Regions from separate parts of the Mus musculus genome. Here region 1 is linked to region 2. A link is a loop called in an ENCODE intact Hi-C map of the cell type or tissue named here. Cell type or tissue: gastrocnemius. All regions are shown on one strand.

What was found. Peaks named below come from ENCODE experiments on the same cell type or tissue, not always from the same donor. Only the 100,000 strongest peaks of a DNase experiment are listed, where the experiment ranks them.
Region 1: a loop joins it to region 2, with 2.9 times the contacts of the local background. A loop is called at or near these places in 14 of 42 quality-filtered maps.

What each region holds. Positions count from the first base shown.
Region 1 is chr2:11,685,378-11,690,377 of GRCm38, reverse strand. It overlaps Il2ra (interleukin 2 receptor, alpha chain), which reads right to left. Exons shown (of 8, transcript NM_008367.3): 8 at 1-620. The coding sequence ends at 596. All of the region lies in intron 1 of Gm39760 (a long non-coding RNA gene), which reads left to right. Among named protein-coding and RNA genes, the nearest start is that of Gm39759, 5.7 kb to the left of the region's middle. In gastrocnemius, a CTCF peak has its summit at 2,700 (motif pointing right); no DNase peak of the experiment used is centred here; H3K27ac peaks cover 264 bases.
Region 2 is chr2:11,328,774-11,333,773 of GRCm38, reverse strand. No RefSeq gene overlaps it. Among named protein-coding and RNA genes, the nearest start is that of Gm13293, 8.2 kb to the left of the region's middle. In gastrocnemius, a CTCF peak has its summit at 2,104 (motif pointing left); DNase peaks (open chromatin) are centred at 273, 2,080 and 4,004.

The DNA.
Region 1 (5,000 bases), 360 kb before region 2:
GAGCCAGTTAGGCAAACAGAGGTTGAAAAAGGAGCCAGCCATGCACGTGTAGCTAGGATGAGCTTGTGAGAGCAGAAAGGAAGAAGGAAAGTGGATGGGTGGGGGTGGGTAGGGACAGAGGAGGTGGAAAAGGAGGAGGAAGAAGAGGAAGATGGAGCGGAGGATGAAAAGAGAGAGGAGGAGGAGGAGGAATTATTTACATTAGTGCTGAGTTTTACTTGGGCTTTCCAAACTGGGTTGTAACAATGAAGTCAACCTAAAGCTACTTTTTCTATACTATATGTTACATGAAAAGTGACCACACCATCTCAGCTCCCATCAACAGATATACACAAAAACAAAACACACAGAGCACTGTTGGGCCCTCTCTCCCATTAAAGCTTTAGAACTGCTGTGCTGAAGTGGTTAGATCCTATTCTTCAATGGCAAAGTCCAGTTTAGTGATAGAGTTGCTGTTATGTCCTGTGACTTCAGAATGTTCTAGAAACCCAGGGATCAGAAGGAAACAGCCGTTAGGTGAATGCTTGGCGTCTCAGATTTGGCTTGAGCTTTGTGATTCCCATCCGCTTGCCTGGGCTCTGACTTTTCTAGCTTGCTAGATGGTTCTTCTGCTCTTCCTCCTGGAAGAAGAATAACCCTGTCACAGCCATGCATGCCATTGTATACTGAGAACAACATGGTCTCCACCCAAACCCATTCCATCTGAACAGTCCCCTTGAGCCCCCTAGCTGAGAGTCTAACTTGGAGTTCTACTTCAGAATCTTGTTACCCTCCCACCTGACGAAAAACAGCCTCAAGCTCCAGCAACCACCCAGGGGCCCAACACTGGCTGTGCACTCAGTCTCTGCTCTGTGCACTGGCAATTCAACCCAGTGTTTTGAGAAACAAACAAACAAACAAACAAACAGAAGGTCATCTCACAACACAACTAACTCTAGGCCGGTTATAGAGCTGAGTGGGTCTGAGCAAGATGTCCTACTGGGCTATGCTTGTGGCTAACCTCTAAGGGATGCATTGCTTGAGACCCCCAATTTGCATTTCACTGTAGGATGTAGTGGCTACAGAGGCTCCCTGTCTGAGAAACCCACGGCCCCTCTCTGACTCATCCTTCTTCCATACTCCATCTTTTTATCCAGCTTACCAGTCATACTAATTTGCTCAATTCTTTTCTATACCCCTTGGTTTGTTTCCTCCATTCACTCAGATCCACAGACCCACAAAAGCACAGTCACCAACTTCTATGTGGATTTATTCCACCATAATGCAATCATATTGTCAACACATTGCCCACGGTAAGCCTCTACGCAGCAGATCACCCAGAAGGCCAAGATAACGGTTTCTCTCCTAGGTGAGGTGATCTGAGGTGCCACCACCATCAGCATCTTGGCCCAGCTCCTCAATGCGGCCTCATCTTCCATGACAGTATTTCTGACTGTCTGGGCAGTGTGGTATCATTGTGGCCATGGTGCCCATTCATTTTATGTCCTACAACTCAACCTTCTCTCAGACATCACCACACAGATTCACAATTCCATAGGTGCCCCAGCTTCCTCTTCCAGGAGATGTTTCCTGGCTCGTTTTATCTGACACTTCAGAGTATACCAGCTCAGTCAGCTGTCTTTTGATTCCCATGTAGATTAAATGTCCTTCTGCTTACATATCTCCATCTTAGACTTTCAACAAATGTCCCTCCCTCCCTCCCTCCCTCATTCCCTTCCTCCCTCCGTATTTCCTTCCACCCATATCTCCCTTTCTTCTTTTTCTTCTATACTAAGGATTGAACCCAGGGCTGAGAAAACATTCTACTATTGACCTGTATCCTCAGCACCACAAAAATATTTCAAGTTTTTTTTTTCTTCCAGTCTACTAGTTCCTACGAGCAGGGCTGGGTTGTGCATGTCTGTGGCCTGCGGTGCAATGTCTGACACTTGGCAGTTGTGGATTTTTCCTCATTTAGTCCTGTGGACTAATAACTGCTGAGTTGGAGTAAGATTAGCCATTAAACATACAGAACTATATTAAAGGGTCACAGAATTAGGAAGGCTAAGGACTACTGCTCTAAACCAAATCAAACACACAAAACCTAACAATCCGACTGGGGGAGAAAGATGTCTCAGGGAGTAAGGGAGTTTGGCACCAATCCTAGTGAATGAAGGAGAAAACCAACTCTCAAAACTTGTCCTCTAACTTCCGGATGCTCGTGCTCCAATCCCACCCAAAAATCAACATTACGAAACAGAAAAAGAGAGAAAAGTATTAACAAAACAGTTCAAAGGGCTGGATCATAGCTGAATAGAACATGTGTCTAGCATGCTCAAGGCCTTGGATTAAATTCCCAGGGCGAACATTTAAAACAAAAAATGAGGCCGGGCATGGTGGTGCACGCCTTTAATTCCAGCACTCGGGAGGCAGAGGGAGGTGGATTTCTGAGTTCGAGGCCAGCCTGGTCTACAAAGTGAGTTCCAGGACAGCCAGGGCTACACAAAGAAACCCTGTCTCAAAACAAACAAACAAACAAACAAACAAACAAACAAACAAACAAACAAAGAAAAGAAACGAAACAAAACAAAACCCATGAAATTCCTAAAAACGTAACTAATGTGAGCCAGCCAGTGCCCTCCTAGCTCCTGGTAAGTGTTCCAAAGTGGCAAAGACTGAAATTTTCAGAATTCAGAGGTAAGATTTCCAATTGGCCACAAGAGGGCAGCATTAGATGAAATTAGCTTCTAGAAAGTAAACTTTTTTCATATATATACACACATATATACACACATGTAAATATATATATATGTACAAACGTGAGCACAGGCACCTATGTGTCTGCAACAGGACCTTGTTATGCTGGACTCCTTGTGGCTGGGATTTCAGAAGTGTTTTGTTTTGTTTTCTTGGACAAATTCTTTGACCAAAGGGGTCATATTGAGATTCTATTTCAGTCTCCCTAATGGCCCCGCTACTGGGAGGTCTAGGGGAATCTCACAGTCTTAGACAGCTCCTTGCTTCACATTGTAAACTCTAAGCTATTGTTGCTCATGAAGAGCCCTGTCCTCTGGTTCTGAGTCTGGTGTCTTCACCAAACGAAAATGCCATGCCAGGTAGATGCTCGTCCTGAGCAGGAAGAAGGTCTCACAAGGACTGAGGGGCCTAGACTGTCAAGGCATATTACATCACGTTTTATCTCCCAGAACTCTAAAAGAACATCTTAAGGAAATGGGTAGAGTGTCAGGGCCATGAGTAACTCTTAGCACAGCAACTATCGGGGTACCCTCATGTGGACCTCAATGCCTTCTGCTTCTTGCTCCACTTGAGGAAAATGAGAAGGAGGCCAGATGAACAACAAAAGAATGGAAGAAACTGGATTCTCACCCACATACCTATGACTCTGTTATTAAAGATTTAAAGTATCAGGGCTGGCCAGAACCTGCTCGGGCAGGAGGGGCACACCCTTGACGTCAGGCGTGTGATGATTTAGTGTTAATTGCCAATTTAACAGAACCTAAAGTTACCGGAAGGGAATCTCAATGGTGGATTACCTAGATTAGGTCATCTGTGAGCATGCCTGCAGGGGATTGTTTTTATTACTGTAATCGATGTGGGAAAACCCAGTCTAAATGGATTTGGGTCCTAGACTGTATAGAAAGAGGAAGTGAGCTGGGATAAGTGTGCATGCAAATTCATTGATCCCTGCTTTTGATGGAGGGTGTGATATGAGTAAAGGCTTCGGGTTTCGGCCACCTTAGCTGCCACACAAGGGTGGACTGCATCCTGGACCTGTAAGTCAGAGAAGCCCCTTCTCTCTTAAGCTGCTTTGGTTGGGGTATTTTATATCACCCACAGGAAATGAAACAAAGACAGGGACAGAACATCTCACACAGCTGACTCTAATGAGGATGTATCTGGCTTTTCTCAAGATGGTTTTATACTCTTAACTCTTTCTTCTTCTTCTTCTTCTTCTTCTTCTTCTTCTTCTTCTTCTTCTTCTTCTTCTTCTTCTTCTTCTTCTTCTTCTTCTTCTTCTTCTCCTTTTCTCCTTCCTTCTCCTTCTCCTTCTCCTTCTCCTCCTCCTCCTCCTCCTCCTCCTCCTCCTCCTCCTCCTCCTCCTCCTCCTCCTCCTCCTTCTTCTTCTTCTTCTTCTTCTTCTTCTTCTTCTTCTTCTTCTTCTTCTCCTCCTCCTCCTCCTTCTCCTTCTTCTTCTAATTCTTCTTCTTCTTTAAATAATGTATTGGGGCTGGAGAGATGGCTCAGTGGTTAAGAGCACTGACTGCTCTTCCAGAATTCCTGAGTTCAATTCCCAGCAACCACATGGTGGCTCACAACCATCTGAAATGGGATCCAACTCCCGCTTCTGGTGTGTCTGAAGACAGCTATAGTGCACTCACATAAAATAAATAAATAAATAAATCTTTAAAAAATAATGTGTTTAGTTTTTTAATATAAGATCTCATGTAGCCCAGGGTGACCTTGAACTTTGGATTTCCCTGCTTCTACCTCCTGAGCGCTGGTATTAGAGGCTTATGCCGCTATACCTGGTTTCTTATGGTGCTGAGATCAAGTCCGGGCTTCGTGGGCATGCTCAGCTCTCACTCTACCAAATGAACTACATCCCTTGGCATCTTATTTACTCATTTACTTTGAGACAGCTCTCACTATGAGGCTGGCATTCGAATTTCTATACAGCCCGACTGCTTTCAAACTCAAACTCATGATCTTCCTGTCTCCAACTCTTGTGTGCTGAGATCAATGGAATGTACCATGATACACAGTCCTCCTCCAACCCCCCAGTGTGTGTGTGTGTGTCTGTGTGTCTGTGTGTTTGTGTGTCTGTGTATGTCTGTGTCTATGTGTGTCTGTGTATGTCTGTGTGTGTGTGTCTGTGTGTGTGTCTGTGTGTGTGTCTGTGTGTGCACACATGCACGTGCAATTTGTATGTTCACCTAGATTTCTGATTTCTGGTTTCTGTCTCACACAAAACTCTTTACTTAATCATGGCTTGAAAATAT
Region 2 (5,000 bases):
TTCGGCTATGGATGCACAGGATCATGACATTAAGAATTAGCTCCTTCTTTTTTTTTTTTTCCTTAGGTGCAGACTTTGAATCAGAAGGCTCGTTTGTGTTGCTTGCCTCCAGCTATTGATGGGGCCTTGGGCTGCATCATCCTGGGCTAGCCTGGCAGCCAGTGCCCTGGAGCCAGCACAGGGCCCCTTCATTCTCTTTCTTTTTCTTTGGCACAGAGAGTGTCTTGCGACAGGTTGAATAAGCAGCCTGAAGGTTTGCCAGCGTCATGAGATGAGGAAGCACAGCAAGAGAAAAAGCGGGAGGCTGGGCTGTAGGGGAGGGGCAGCGGAAGCTTGCCATCATGTGGTTTAAATGGCTCAAACGCGATTAAAGGCGGGCATCAGTGCAAGCCCTTTAGCCTTCCAGGAAGCCTGGCCCTTCCCTTGGGTTGTTTGTTTAGCATGGTCTGGTGGGCTGGTTTGGTTACTTCCCCAAACTCATGAGCAAAGAGTGTTCTAGGTAGAGCGGGGATGTGGTCATTCCAGCCACGGAGGCAACTGAATTTAGGGTACCTGCATCTGAACTTAAAAACTCTAGGTCCAATCAAATTGTCACTGTGAAAAATGTCTGACACAGAGGGGACCATACCGAGTAGAGATGGAGGGAGAAGTAAGTGCTAGAGTTTTGTGTTCTTTTTTCTGCCGCTAGTATGTGGAAACAAATTTGAGCGCACATCTCGTGAGGTGCACATGAGACTGGAGAGAAAAAGCAGCGTTGAAGTTATTAGGCCAGCAGAAGGAACCGGGGTTGGATCGCTGCATTAGATCTGAGCTGAGTTAGTGACCACATGGAGATGTCCCTCATAACTCTCTTCCTAAATTTTCTCACCAAAACACCCAAATCCTTCTGCCCTGGCTTTCCTTAATTTACAACATGACCCCCTTTTAGTGCCCTACGCAGTTAGCTACAGTCTACTCTCTGTCTTCTTCACTCCCTGATCTTAGGGGGAAGACGTCATGGTGTGTTGGTTGATTCTAGAAACCTTGCGACACAGCAGGTGGCTGCAGAGGAATTACTGGTAGTGAAAAATAACAGCCAGCCCCCACCCCTTCTCTTGCAAGTGTCAGGAAGAGGAAGTGACATAGGAGAGTAGACAGCTTGCATTACAACATGGGAGGGTGAGTACCATATCAGGAGACTGACCATGTCTCAGATACCCATGGACAATGCCACTCCTCACTTGGTAAATGACAAGAGTGAAGCTCACTTCAGTTGGTAAGTTTATGGGTCTTCTGCACGGGAGCATTTAAGAAACTCAGCAACAACTATCTCCTGGTTGGCGAACATCTTCTTAGGTGCTGAAAGCATTGCTCATCAGCTCTCTCCTTTCTAGAACCTACTATCTGTGGCTCTTCCTGGGGAATTGTAAGAGAACTGAGCAGACCATGACCCCAAACTCTCTGTCAGCAACAGTATTTGCACTGTCATCTGTAGTGTTCTTTGCTGGTTTCAGGGAGGTTTGCACTGGTCTGTTTGTGTGACCTGAGTGTTTACCCAGTGAATACAATCAATACGATCCTTTCATTGATGAAGAGACTGAGCTCAGGAGGGCAAAGAGCTCCACAAAGACCTGTCTACTGAGAGTCCTTGATCACATGACCTGAGAGGCTCGCTGTCAGGGCTCTGAATCACTTTATGACAAGCAGGTTTTCCCCTTTATTTCCTACAATACACCCCATTCACTAGTATTTATTAATTGTACACAGTAATAATGGGCTCTATTGTGACATTTTGTCCTTGCATCGTACCATCCTTTGGCTAGACATCTTTCTATTACTCTCTCTCTCTTTTTTTTTTTTGAGACAGGGTTTCTCTGTATAGTCCTGGCTGTCCTGGAACTCACTTTGTAAACCAGGCTGGCCTCGAACTCAGAAATCCGCCTGCCTCTGCCTCCTGAGTGCTGGGATTACTCTTGTAGATTGCCCTCAAGCTTCCCTTGAAGGATGCTCACGGTGAAGGAAGGAAGGAAGCAGGAGAATCCAGTTCATTTTGGTTCACAAAACGTTTTCGACGGCAGTAGCATCTTCTGTCACGTTCCTCTGCTGCCCTCTAGTGGTGATCTAGCCTCAAGTTATGTGCGTGAGTGTGTGTGATGTGTATGGTGTGTGTGCATGTATGTGTATATGTGTGGTATGTGTGATGTATATGGTATGTGTGTGGTGTATATGGTGTAATGTGTATGGTGTGTGTGCATGTGTGTGATATGTATGGTGTGGTGTGTGTGATGTGTATGGTATATGTGTGTATGTGTGAGATGTGTATGGTGGGTAGTGTGATGTGTATCGTGTGTGTGTGTGTGTGTGTGTGTGTGTGTGTGTGTGTGAAGGCTAATCTTTATTTTCAACCTGATGGGATTTAGGATCATTCTGGAAACAGATACCTGGGTTTGTCTGTAAAGTACTATCTAGATTATATTAATTGAAGTAGAACCCACCCTGAATGGTCTGGGTTGGAGTCTCTGACTGAACAGAGGAGAAATAGAGCTGAGCAGCCTCAGGCACCACTCTGCTTCCTGAATGCAGAATGTGTGACCCGCTGCCCCACACAGCTGCTGTCCTTTCCCACTGTGGACTGCATCCTTGGAACTGTGAGCCACAACAACCCTTCCTTCCTTGGGATGCTCTTCTCAGGTCTATCTTAGCATTGACTCAAGTGATGAACCCAGTCAGTGTATATATACAGAAGAGAAATATATATATATTTCCCTCCCTCCCTCCCTCCCTCCCTCCCTCCCTCCCTCCCTCCCTCCCTCCCTCTTCCCCTCTTCTGCTTCTCTTCCTTCCTTCTTGTAGCAGTTCGTATTAAAACCGCTCCATGCTCCCAGGTGGGTACTCGAGGCTCCCCTGGACCAGCCAGAGTGCTCTGTATTCACGAATGAAAGACAACAAACACGCTGCGATATTTTAAATATGCCTTAAGTAGCCCAATGGCTGGGCCACTCCTGAACCTCCCTGTGGCTAACACACTCACTTCAGATATTCTTGAGTTATTACTTTCTAAAATCTATCCTGCATCTCTGCTACCCCAGATCCAAATGGGGAGTGGCCCGGGACTGCTTTCCCGTGGTTCTTACATGGCTGCTTCTCTGTCTTCCGTGGCTCTCAAGGCTCTCATGTTTGTACCCTCTTCCTTCCTTCTGCCCTGGGGATTCTCCTTCTCTCTGTCCTGTGTTCCTCTCTGGGAATCCTCAGAGTCCCGCCTCTATCCCCCTGCCTAGCCATTGTCTGCTGGCTCTTTATTGACCAGTCAACAAACCAACCTTGGCAGGGACCAGCAGTGGACGTGCAAATTCCTATGTAAGCAGAAATCAAATCCCCAACACTTCCCTTGCACCTAATGTGTGTGAAACCCTGACTGCAGGACTGAGAATGTGGAGATAAAAGTTTGCGACAATATTCCCTCAGCTAGGATGTTCTGACTTCTCTTCTGCATCGAAAGAAGCAAAGAAGACTTAAAATTCTGCAGAAGAGTAGCGGGAGATGCTCTTGCTCTTGCTGGCTCTTTGGTACAAGGCAAAACTGTGATCCCGAGATGTCAAACCAGGAAATCAGTGGCTTTTAATGCAGTGTCTCCGTACTGAGTTCTGACTACTTCCTCCCTCTCTCCCTCCCCCTCCTTTCTTCTCCCCCCTCCCCCCTTTGTATTCACAGACTGGACAGTGTCTCCCATCACTTGCTCGCACAACTGGAGAGATTGTTTCCATCTGTGCCGCAACATCCAACTTCTAGCACTCTACAGATGGTCTACACTCAGAGGTGGGGGGAGAGAGAGTCCGAAAGGATTTGTCAGGAGCATCCTAGTCAAAACCAAGGCAGGCTCAGTGTAGGTAGACTCCTGTTTAGAACCAGAGGCAGAGGGAAGGGCTCTGAATGTTCTCACGTAAAGGCCCACGTGGCTCCTTTTAATCTGATGCTCTGATAACTGTCCAGCCCAACTCAGAGTCCAGGGCTTTATCCTGGCTGTTCTGGTTCATGAGTCTGGCTCGTTTCCAGGTTGCTGCTGACCTTGTTAGATATCACATGAGATTACTGATAACCACAGAAACAACTCTGTGTACTGTGATGGTATCTCGGAGGACCTAGCATGTCTGTCACACTCTTGCAGACAGTTCTAATCTAGGCATACCTCACTCACAAACGTGAGTGAAAGTGTTTATCTCTCCCACTAGGGAGGAAACAGCTAAGGGCCTTAATGCTGCCAATTGACTTTTCTCTTCCCTATATTTGGAACATAGCTGGGGACCAATAATTTCTCATTTCATTAAGAAAAGGAGGGATGAGTTGGCTTGGTGGTGTGGACCTGTAATTTTAGCACTCTGGAGGCTGGGGCAGGAAGATTGACATTTTCAGATCACCTTGGGTTACAAAGCAAGCTCACACATCTGGATTGTATAGCCACCCCGAATCCTCGCACATTAAATAAAAACAAGCATGAATAATTATTGGCCTCAGCCATACTTACTTCTCATACACAATTACTGTTTTTCATAAGTAGAGTCACTAGGCCAACAGGAATGCATAGGATGAGGATTTATAATCAGAGGTCCCTGTAAACAGCTAAATCTCTGTGGCCAGGTCTGTGACACAAAAGGGCATTTAAGAGAAAGCAAAAGACACCAGGCTACAAAGCCAAGAAGGGCAGGGGGTGGACCAGTTTTTTTTTAAGTGTCCATAGATTCTGATGACTGAGAGACAATTTTCAGGTCTACTTTTACCAATAGGAATAAACCCATTGACAAATTTCCCAGGAAGTTGGAAGGTAAGCACAGAGTGGTCTGGGCGCTGTGGTGGGAGTAAGATGCACTGGACATATCTGGGTTATTTTCAAAGAATATTCCTTTATAATATTGATTTCTACCCTTTTGATTGCCACACATAATTACAGGTGAAAATCTTCTAATGGAATTAAATAAGAGCAATAGTCAGGAAAGAGGAGCGCACATGCATACGATACTCGACAG